Linked DNA regions of Homo sapiens: regions 2 and 3 are each linked to region 1. The links are chromatin contacts, found by Hi-C in ENCODE. All regions are on one chromosome and are shown on one strand. The core of a region is the stretch at or near the end of the contact, and the rest is flanking DNA. Distances in the headings are between cores, read along the strand shown.

Region 1 (3,140 bases), core at 356-2,855:
ATACCGTAGTGTGGCCCTTTCTGTTTTCTTCCCATTTGTAATTGTGTCAATCCTTCTCATCTAGTAAACTCTACAGAAGTTTACAGAACTCTATAGAAGCTCTACAGGAGTCATGGCACAAACTAGAGACCCCACTGCAAAGAGGAAGTAGTTTATCCAAAGATGTGCAAGGAAATAAAGACATGTTATGAGGGCTAAATCAGGCAGCCTGGTCCCAGAATCCTGCTTCTAAAGAGAAGTCCAAGCTGGGGAAGACTAAGGTGAGTTCTGAAGAGTGAGTAGGGGATAGCCAAACAGAAGGGGTAGAAGTGGGGAAGGGTTTTTTCCTTGGCCTGGGGGCCCAGCCTAGGCCAACAATTCTGTTCTCCCAGCCCTAACACCTTTTCCCGTGGGGTTAGAAAGTCCCCTCCCAACACTCCACCTGAGTGTTCTGGAAGTAGTGCCGCCACAGAGGCCGAATCTTGTCCTGGCCTCCCACGTCCCAGACTGTGAAACAGATGTTCTTATATTCCACTGTTTCTACATTGAAGCCTGCAGATAATTGGAAAAAAAAGATGAGAAAACTCCTGAAAGAAAGGAACTCACTAAAACTACTTAGATTTCAGCAGGGACACAAAACCAGAAGGCAATGATCAAGGCCCAGGGGAACAGAACCCCAGAACTGGCGGTCAACAGGGCGGGGCTAGGTCACATCCACCCTGCCTCCGGTATCCACGTAGAGATACCCTGACCCACTTCTCAAATAGCTGTATCTGGTGTCAGGGTCAGCTCCAGAAAAGTGGCAGAACTGGGAGCAGACCCCGCGAGGGCCCGCCGCGGCGCTCCCGCTCCCTGCTTCGTCCCCGGGCTCACCTATGGTTGGGATGGTGGTGACAATCTCCCCCAACTTCAGTTTGTACAGGATTGTGGTCTTGCCAGCCGCATCCAAGCCAACTGCAACGGAAAGGGGCACAGGGATGGAGATGGGAGCGAGGGAGCCCCCTAGAGACCAGGGAAAGGGAGAGGCCACAACAGCTGATGGTGACTGGGGCGGAGAGCGGGAGCGCCTCCAGGTGCGCGTCGTTATCTACCTTTGAGGCCTGGAGGGCAGTCGGGTGGCGTGAGCCAACTCCAAAGAGGGCGCGGAGCGGGAGAGGACTGGGAGGCAAGGGGCACGGGAGGTAGGCCGCGCTCGTTTTAAAAGTCGTCTCCAAGGGCGGAATCCTCCCTTCTTACCAGCCGGGCTGGGGCGGAGGGAGCTTCACCCCACCCAGGCCCGCAGCTCCGGGTGTCAGGCCCCGGGGTCGGCGATGCAGACCGGGACCCGCCCGAGAGCAGAGGCCCCGGGGCGTTATGAGGTGGGTGACTCGGGGCCAGAGACCCAGGTGAGCGGGGCTGGAGGGACGCGGGGGCGGAAGGGCTGCGCCGGGGCCGGCGCCCCGGTCCGGGCCGCGCGCTCGATCTGCCTCACCCATGAGAATCCGCATCTGCTTCTTCCCGAAGATCCGCGAAAAGAGCGCGGACACGGTGAGGCCCATGGCGGGGCCCGGGGAGGGGCGCGGGCACCGACGCGGGGTGCGGGCTGGAACTGGCCGGCCGCGGGGGGATGGGGCGCAGCAGCAGCAGGAGGAGGCTCCGCCGCCGCCTCCGCGCGTCGCTGCCCTCCCGACGTCACCGCGGGCCCGCCCCCGTCCGGGCCCCGCCCCCGGCTCTCGGCCCCGCCTCCCCCGGCTCTGGCTCCTAGGGGAGCTGAAGCTCCGCGAGTTGCCGCTGCTGGCCTGGGTCCCGTGCGGCCCTTACTTGGGAACGGGTCTAGGTCTCTAACGCGCCTGCCAGGCCTGTGGCCGCCGAACCGGCAGCCCGAGCGCGGCTGAGGAAAGGATTCATCGCTCCGCAGCGGCCCCTGCCCCCATTTTCAGTGGCCGGCCGCTGGGCTTTGGTTTGTTGCGTCCAGGCCCCTAGGGGCTCCGGTTTTAGCCCTTGGGAACCAGTAGCACTGAACGTGTGCACCACTCTCCTTTGGGGAGTGGAAGCTGCGATTAGGGGTCTTGGTCCTCCCTTTACTGCCTCATCTTCCACCGAGGGACTTGCGCGTAGTAGGTGGTCGTGTGAAGAGTGCGCGGGAGGTAGGGGAAGGTGCCCGAGTGCTAGCTAGCTTCCATGGTTCCTCAAAACGCCTACTTCCTAATTCCCAATCCGCAGAACCAGTGTAAGATTCCCGGCCTTGGGCGGCGGGGTCACAGACCCACTCCTGGGCTGTTGGAGAAGTCCACCTTCGTTTGGATCGCCCTGCGGGCCCCGCCTCTCAGTCCAGGCGCTGGCCGCTTTGCCGAAGTTCCTCACTTTGCCACAGACTTGTGGACCTGGCTTATTCTTGCACATCCATTCAGGATTTTGTGAAGATCTTGACTCCGTAGACCCAAAGAGCTTCACATGTCATTTCCCTGCCTCATTTTAACATCTGAGAGGAGAATAGCAAAATAGGAATGAAATTCTTCTGCGGTGGAGACTGGCTCATTGCCAGGCATTATTAGGCCTAACAAATGCTTGTTCAGTTGAACTGGACTGATAGATTCTCAATGGAGCGAGGGTAGGTGTTATGTCTACTCTGGATTCCCAGTGGGCTTCTAGGATCAATTGTTTATGGACTCGAGGTAAACTGAGCTGGGAATAAAAAAACCTTCACTCATTCATTTGCTTTTTCAGCAGATATTTACTGAGCACCCACCACTTGCCAGCACGTGATTTCAGGCTTTAGTTCAAATCTTAATTCTGCCATTTCTTGAGGATTTGGCTTCAGCACTCCTCATAACTCTTCCGTTATTTCATCATCTATAAAATGAGACTTGTTCTAACTTAAGGGGTTATGGTGAATCTTAAAATGATTTGATAATGTGACTGAATGTTATGTATAATACAGCTTGATGTTATTTGGGCCACTGAGAAACGGGGTCTGAACAGACCTCCAGGGCCTGCCCCATCCTGATCTGCAAAGTCTGTAACAAGGACAGACTTTGGGAAACAGGTATGAGTGAGTGAATGACTTTCCTTTTCTCTTCAGTCATAGACTTGCATCCCTAAGAAGGCTTTTACGAGGCTGAAGAGTACATTTTAGAGAGTTCCAATATAATAACAGAACTAGTGTTCACCAAGTTAGGTCA
Region 2 (3,194 bases), core at 423-2,922, 1.5 Mb before region 1:
GACGGATGGGGCTCATTGTTTGGCATTGATGATGTCTACGAATTCGGGCTTGAGGGAAACACCACTCATGAGGAAGGCAGCCACGTCAGGCTGGCTGGCCAGCTCCTTGCAGGTTGCCTTGGTCACAGAGCCTCCATAAATGATACCAGTGCTCTGAGCCACTGCATCAGAGATGTTGGACTTAAGCCATCCTCGGAGCTTCTTGTGTACCTCCTGGGCCTGTTGGGGTGTTGCAGTCTTGCCAGTACCAGTGGCCCACACGGGATCATAGGCCAAGATGACCTTGCTCCAGTCCTTCACATTATCTGCGATGACCTTTGTCTGCTCAAAAACAACCTTCTCAGTGATGCCAGCTTCCCTTTCATCTAGCTTCTCCCCAATGCAGGCGATTACTCCGAGTCTCTCTGCCAGAGCATGGGCCACTTTTCTGCCCAATCAGCTCATCTGACTCCCCAAAGACACGCCTTCTGAGTGCCCCAGGACCACACCACCCACGTGACTCCTAAGTCTTTGACCATGCCAGGGCTGATCTCCCCAGTAAAGGCCCCATTAGTCACTTTGTAGCAGTTCTGCGGAGCCACAGCAATCTTGGGAGCTAGCTTCTGCCGGGCCAACTCGTTATACGCAGTGGCGAGAGCACAAATCACCTTGGTGTCGGCAGGCACAGTGGCCGCGTTCTGAGTGCCGATGAGCTCCCCCAGACATTTCTTCCGCCCGTTCATCTTCCAGTTCCTCCCCACGAAGAACTTCCTGGAGGGCGCCATGGCGCTGGAGCTGAGGCGCTGTAGGTCAGTGTCAGCGCCTAAAACGGGTTTTATTAATACTTGGCAAGGTTGTTAGGCGGATTAAATGAGATCTTGTAACTACAGTGTTTTACACATTGTGATCATTTATCAAATAGCAGTTATTTACTAGTGCAAAGGACTAGCAGCAATGTTAATATCAATATACTGTTACCTTTTGTCCCTAATTTCTCCATAGTACAGTTTCCAATATTTCTGTTTTCTTTTGTGAATTGTTAGACCACTGGTATTGGATTCGGACAGAAAGGCATTCACAAAAATACAGTTCAATGTGAGAATAACCCTAAAGATGTATGCAAAATGCTCTGGAGTTAGAGCACCAGGAGCTGTAAGCAGAATGAAGACCTCTTTTGGGCTTAAGAACTAAGTAAAGGGGAGCTGAACAAAGATTCTAGGCATTTTGGATTTATCTCAATGTGGCACATATTTCAGGTTTGTAAAATAGTTCAGTTGACTACGTGTCTGTCTCCTCCACTAGAGCCAGCGTAGGTACCATGTCTTAAGTCATCTTTGGATCTCCAGTACTGTGGCCACTCTAGGGAGAGTTGAATTGACGCGCCTTGATCACCAGGGCAGAAAAGGATTCTCTGGAGAGGGATGGGGCAGTCGGAAGGGGTAGGAAAAACCTGGATCCGTTTCCAAGGAGCTGAAGGCAGCTCAGATATGGGGCACATCTCGGCGCTAATGTCCCAAGCTGCTAGCGAGGAACAGAGAGAACACCGGCTCTTCTTCCCGGCTCCTGGCCCGGCAGGGTTACTTCCGGGAGGGGGCGGGGAGACAAGAGGAGGCGTGCCGGGAAGGAGGCCGTTTGTAGTGTACCAGGCGGAAGTGTGCCAAAGGTATCGGTGCTGTCGCTTCCGGTCCGGGTAAACGAACCTTAGGTACACTGGTGTGTGGCCTCCCAAGATAGGCTTCTGAGGGCAAGTCAGCGACTGAAGACGGGAGCGCCAGAATCTGTGGACTCAAGAGTCTAGAATCAAGTGGAAAAACCGGAAAAAAGGCCAGGAACCTGAATACGACCTAATAGCTGTTTCCGAGGGGGCAACTTCCACGGAGAGCCTTCTGCCCTGGTAACGGCCAAAGAGGAGGAGATGGCGCCAGTCAGGGAGCGGCCGTGGCCCAGACAGTGAGGAAGCGCGAAGGCGGAGCAACCGAGGAATCCTCCGGAGAAGAATCAGAGCCGTCGCTACCGCCACTACCGCCACCACCATGGAAGGAGCAAAGCCGACATTGCAGCTCGTGTACCAGGCAGTGCAGGCGCTTTACCACGACCCAGATCCCAGCGGAAAGGAGCGCGCCTCTTTTTGGCTTGGGGAGCTGCAGCGTTCGGTGAGGGGCCCAGAGAGGCAGTTCTGTGCCGCACGGCCGGGGCGGGGTGGAACCTAGGCTCCGGGGGAGAACCTGAGCCCGGCAGTTGACCTCGTGAGGTCCTCCTTGGGGAGGAGCTGCTGTCGTGGGGTGGGGCTGCGAAGCTACATCTTTGCCGCTTTTGGGAAACTAGTCGCACCTGATCGGTCGCGAACTGGCCCTTTCCCCACCCGGCAGAATCTGATTTGTAGGTCTTATACTCTTCGATTGTGGCATCAATCTAATCTTGTTTAAGTTCTCCCTTTGCCGTTGCTTCTTGGGCCGTGCTTTTCCGTTTTGTCTTCCTCCCACCAAATCCAACCCCAGTGTTTCTCCACCTTCCGCTTAAGAAGGCTTTATTCGTCTCCCCTCCGTGTCCAAGACTTGCATCTGGCATTTTGCTCCCAGTCGTAGCCTTATGCCTCACTCTTTTTGCCTATTTTCACTCCAGTTTGAGTCTGTTCTTCTCGAAACTTCTCAGGTTTCTAGATTCTTACTCATGCGAGTTTTCCCCTTGCTTTGGAGTGGCAACATAATATGAAGAAAAAACAGTAATTCTGCTTTCAGAAAATCTTTGGAGTTCTCATTTTGTTTCATATTAATCCTCTAACCTTGTTATTTCTCTGGCTTTTAGATTTTTATTTATAAGATGGGTATCACTGCTGCTTTGATTATTCCATATAAAACTGTGTGTGCATCCGGTGAGATATTTAATTGTAGCTTATATCTGTTGTATTTCTGCATTCTTTGATTCATGTTTTATGCTTCCTGCCCTAATTTTCACACCTTTGCTGTGCTTCATTTCTGTGTAAATGTGTATTCTTGGTTATCTGGCTGACTTAGGTTCTAATGTAGGATGTACTTTAAAAATTAAGTACTTTGAAAACTAAAGAGGCTTTTTTTACAGGCTGACAAAATACTCACCTTTACCTTTATTTTTGCATTTTATACTCACAACCATATTTTTTTTGGCCCCCTTCCCTTTATTTTAACTCATAACTGATACTTAAAGGTGCTCTGCCTTATTAAATCAGCTCCTAGGCT
Region 3 (2,962 bases), core at 72-2,571, 1.6 Mb before region 1:
CTTTGAGAGAGACAGACAACTATGGATAGACAATGTACGGGTAATACAGGGCTATCATCCACCTAGGCAGTTACTTCTTGGTATTCTGAGACCTCCTCAAAACTGTCTGAAAGAAGCTGACGCCTAAGACCGAAAACCCCACAAAGATCGTCTTTCCCAAAAGTAGCAGCATTTCTTCCTATCACTTTCAGATTATAATAAAGCAATCAATAAGACATTCATTCTCTTCATACACAGCCTAATAATCCTGGTGACCAACTATACCCAGCAGGGAGGACAAAGCTCTTAACACGAAAGAGTGAGGAGAATCTCTCCATTACCCTTTTACATATTCAGGGAAGAGAGAATATCGCAGTCGCTGGAAATGAAGGGCACAGCATCGTGTTGCTGTATGGCCACGGTTGGCCACAGAAAGGCAGAAAGTCATCAACTGTATGGAAACCAGACAACTCTGACGATTTCTATGCAAGGTGACTACACCTTACTCGTTCTCCAAGTATTAAAGATCTTTTCATCCTTATTGCTGTGTGAACTCCCGTGAGCGGTAAGGTTTTTCTATACTATCGAGGTCTCTTCCCCGATAGGCTGGAAAATCACACCCGGGAGCGTGTTGGGGCCGCGGGACGTACTATTAGGTGTCTCTCCTCCCGCTGCCTATTCCAAGTAGTAGGGGAGAGCGCTACCTCCATGTTATTCAGAGCGAAGTACGGCCGTGCCTCCTGGAGTCTCCGCTCCCAGCACGAGGGGCCGGCTGGGGGGCATCTCTGAGAGAGTGGGTTTAAGGGGACAAGGGGTATCTCCGGTCCTGCGATCAGAAAGGAGGGCGTGGAGGGTGGTGCCGCCGTGCCGAGAGGATCTGCAGTTCCCCTCCCCTCCCTTCCTCTCCTAGAGAGGCAGCCCGGCCCCAGTACCTTCTTGACTGTGCGCGGCGCCTCGGTGACGGTGCCGTCGGGGCTGACCAGGGCCTCGCCGCCGTCGCGGTGCCGCTGGTGCTGGTGATGTGGGTCGCTCCGCTTCATGGCCGACGCCTGAGGCACCTTCCCGGCGGCGGGGCTGAGAGCGGCGGCGGGCCCCGAGCCCGGGCCGGGGACCGGGGGCCGCTCCGCGGCGGGAGCTGGAGCCTCAGGGTCTCCACCGCCCGCCGGGGGGGCCATGGCGCCCACGGCGGCCGTGCTCAGTCCTAGTTGCGACTCCGCCTCGGAGGGGCTCAGGTCCTTCAGCTCCACCTCAGGCACCTTGGCGGCAGCCGCGGCTGACACAACCTGCACCGACATCACCGCCTCCGCTGCAACCACCGGCTCAGACTCCAGCTCCTGCTCTTGGTCGGCCCCGCCTCCCACCTCCCTTCCTCTTCCCTCCCCCATGTCCCCACTCCTCCCCTCCATCGCCTCCTCTCCCACCCCCTTTCTCCGCCCGCCAGTCCCGGCCCCTCCAGCCCCGCCCCGCCCCGTCCCGGTCTGGCCTCGCGCGAGGCGCCACGGAACCTGTAGTGCGTTTGCTCCCGGCCGCACGCGGCGAGAAGACCGTGGGACCTCAGGCCCCGACCTACACTGCGCGCCCCATGGGCGGGGCCCGCAGCGTCCCCTGGGAGTTGTAGTCCTTTCAGCCTTTCCTCCACTAAGTGAGATTCAGCCGAGGAGAGGGAGCGCTAGGGCCGGCAGCTAACAGAAAGGAGTGAGGATAGGTGACTCGACGGAGGGGATGAGGAAGAGAAAGTCTCCAGAGGAGTTGTGACTTCCGGGGAGGGAACGCCAAGAAGCCTTAGGGGAGGGGAAGTGGTAGAGGAATGGCTCGTTGTCCTGACAGCGTGAAGTTCCTCCGCGCGTGCCCGTCTGCGATCACGTGAGCGAGTATTTAAAGGAGAAGCGGCGGCTCCAGGCTGGAAGTGGCTTTATTTTTCTTTGTGATATTGAGAACTCAACACCCTTCCAAACTTCAGTGGCTTTGTTTTTAGAAGGGATAAAGTAGGACCTTGCTTGCTGTGGCGCTTTCTGTCACATTCTGGGTTTGGAAGCTAAGATCATTCCTCAAAGAAGTTAGGTATCACTAGATCAAAATTCAAGGCTGAGGAATTACACGTTGCCTTAAACGAGGCCAAATCTTTTCACCTATAATTCTAATAGGGCAATCATCTGAAATTCAGATACATATATCAGCATAGAGGGATATGAATAGTGAATATGAGTAGTTAATTTCCTAAGTGATGGGATTTAAGGTGATTTTTACTTTGTACTTTTCTGTATTATTTTTAAATTTTACATTTAGAGGATGTAAGCAAAAAGACATGCACCGCAGCGTCCTTTTTAATAACAAAAAACTGTCTAAAACTAATGTCCAACAAATAGAGCAATTGTTACAGCCTTTGAAAATCGTTTGCCAGCTGGGCATAGTGGTTGACGTCTGTAATCCCAGCACTTTGGGAGGCCAAGGCCGGCAGATCACTTGAGATCAGGACTTCAAGACCAGCCTGGCCAACATGGTGAAACCCCATCTCTACTAAAAATACAAAAATTAGCCAGGCGTGGTGGCGGGCACCTGAAATCCCAGCTACTTGGGAGGCTGAGGCAGGAGGATCGCTTGAACCTGGGAGGCAGAGGCTGCAGTGAGCCAAGATCATGCCACGGCACTCCAGCCTGGACAACGGAGTGAGATGCCGTCCCAGAAAAAAAGGAAGAAAGAAAGAAAATTGTTTGCCAATACTTTTTAACAACAAGGTTTTCCCTTTTTCATTCTTTACTCTGAAAGCCAAAATGTGAAGAGGAAGCTAAGAAACTCTTGTGTCTGGTACACTTGTGAGCTCTGTGGAAATGGCAGTGCTCAGACGCCTTCCGATACATAGTGTGAGGCACAAATTTGGCGATCAGGAAATGAGAGACTCCAAGGCAGGACAACTTCACGAAGTGAAGATTTCCAAAATCGTAATAGCACAGGAAAGAAGATCAAGGCATTCTGGCTTTCAGAA

The links. A loop is a pair of places that touch in the nucleus more often than their neighbours do. Pooled maps may share reads with other maps.
Region 2: a loop to region 1 is called in a map of CD4-positive, alpha-beta T cell, with 10 times the contacts of the local background. The contact joins the promoter of TNPO3 here to the promoter of ARF5 in region 1. A Hi-C loop is called at or near these places in 2 of 168 maps with a recorded cell type or tissue (CD4-positive, alpha-beta T cell and CD8-positive, alpha-beta T cell) and 9 of 50 pooled maps.
Region 3: a loop to region 1 is called in a map of ascending aorta, with 10 times the contacts of the local background. The contact joins the promoter of AHCYL2 here to the promoter of ARF5 in region 1. A Hi-C loop is called at or near these places in 2 of 168 maps with a recorded cell type or tissue (ascending aorta and naive thymus-derived CD4-positive, alpha-beta T cell) and 15 of 50 pooled maps.

What each region holds. Positions count from the first base shown.
Region 1 is chr7:127,586,876-127,590,015 of GRCh38, reverse strand. It overlaps ARF5 (ARF GTPase 5), which reads right to left and starts at 1,605. Exons shown (of 6, transcript NM_001662.4): 1 at 1,451-1,605; 2 at 853-933; 3 at 422-531. The coding sequence starts at 1,517. LOC105375490 (a long non-coding RNA gene) reads left to right here and starts at 170. Exons shown (of 5, transcript XR_007060511.1): 1 at 170-260. It overlaps LOC105375489 (a long non-coding RNA gene), which reads left to right. Exons shown (of 3, transcript XR_007060513.1): 3 at 65-147. RefSeq lists enhancers at 279-904, 905-1,531, 1,532-2,157, 2,158-2,784 and a silencer at 1,279-1,768.
Region 2 is chr7:129,053,589-129,056,782 of GRCh38, reverse strand. It overlaps TNPO3 (transportin 3), which reads left to right and starts at 1,672. Exons shown (of 23, transcript NM_012470.4): 1 at 1,672-2,132. The coding sequence starts at 2,013. It also overlaps the pseudogene TPI1P2. RefSeq lists a silencer at 534-828 and enhancers at 534-828, 1,640-2,139.
Region 3 is chr7:129,223,389-129,226,350 of GRCh38, reverse strand. AHCYL2 (adenosylhomocysteinase like 2) reads right to left here and starts at 1,321. Exons shown (of 17, transcript NM_015328.4): 1 at 912-1,321. The coding sequence starts at 1,274. RefSeq lists silencers at 988-1,237, 1,358-1,427 and an enhancer at 1,708-1,817.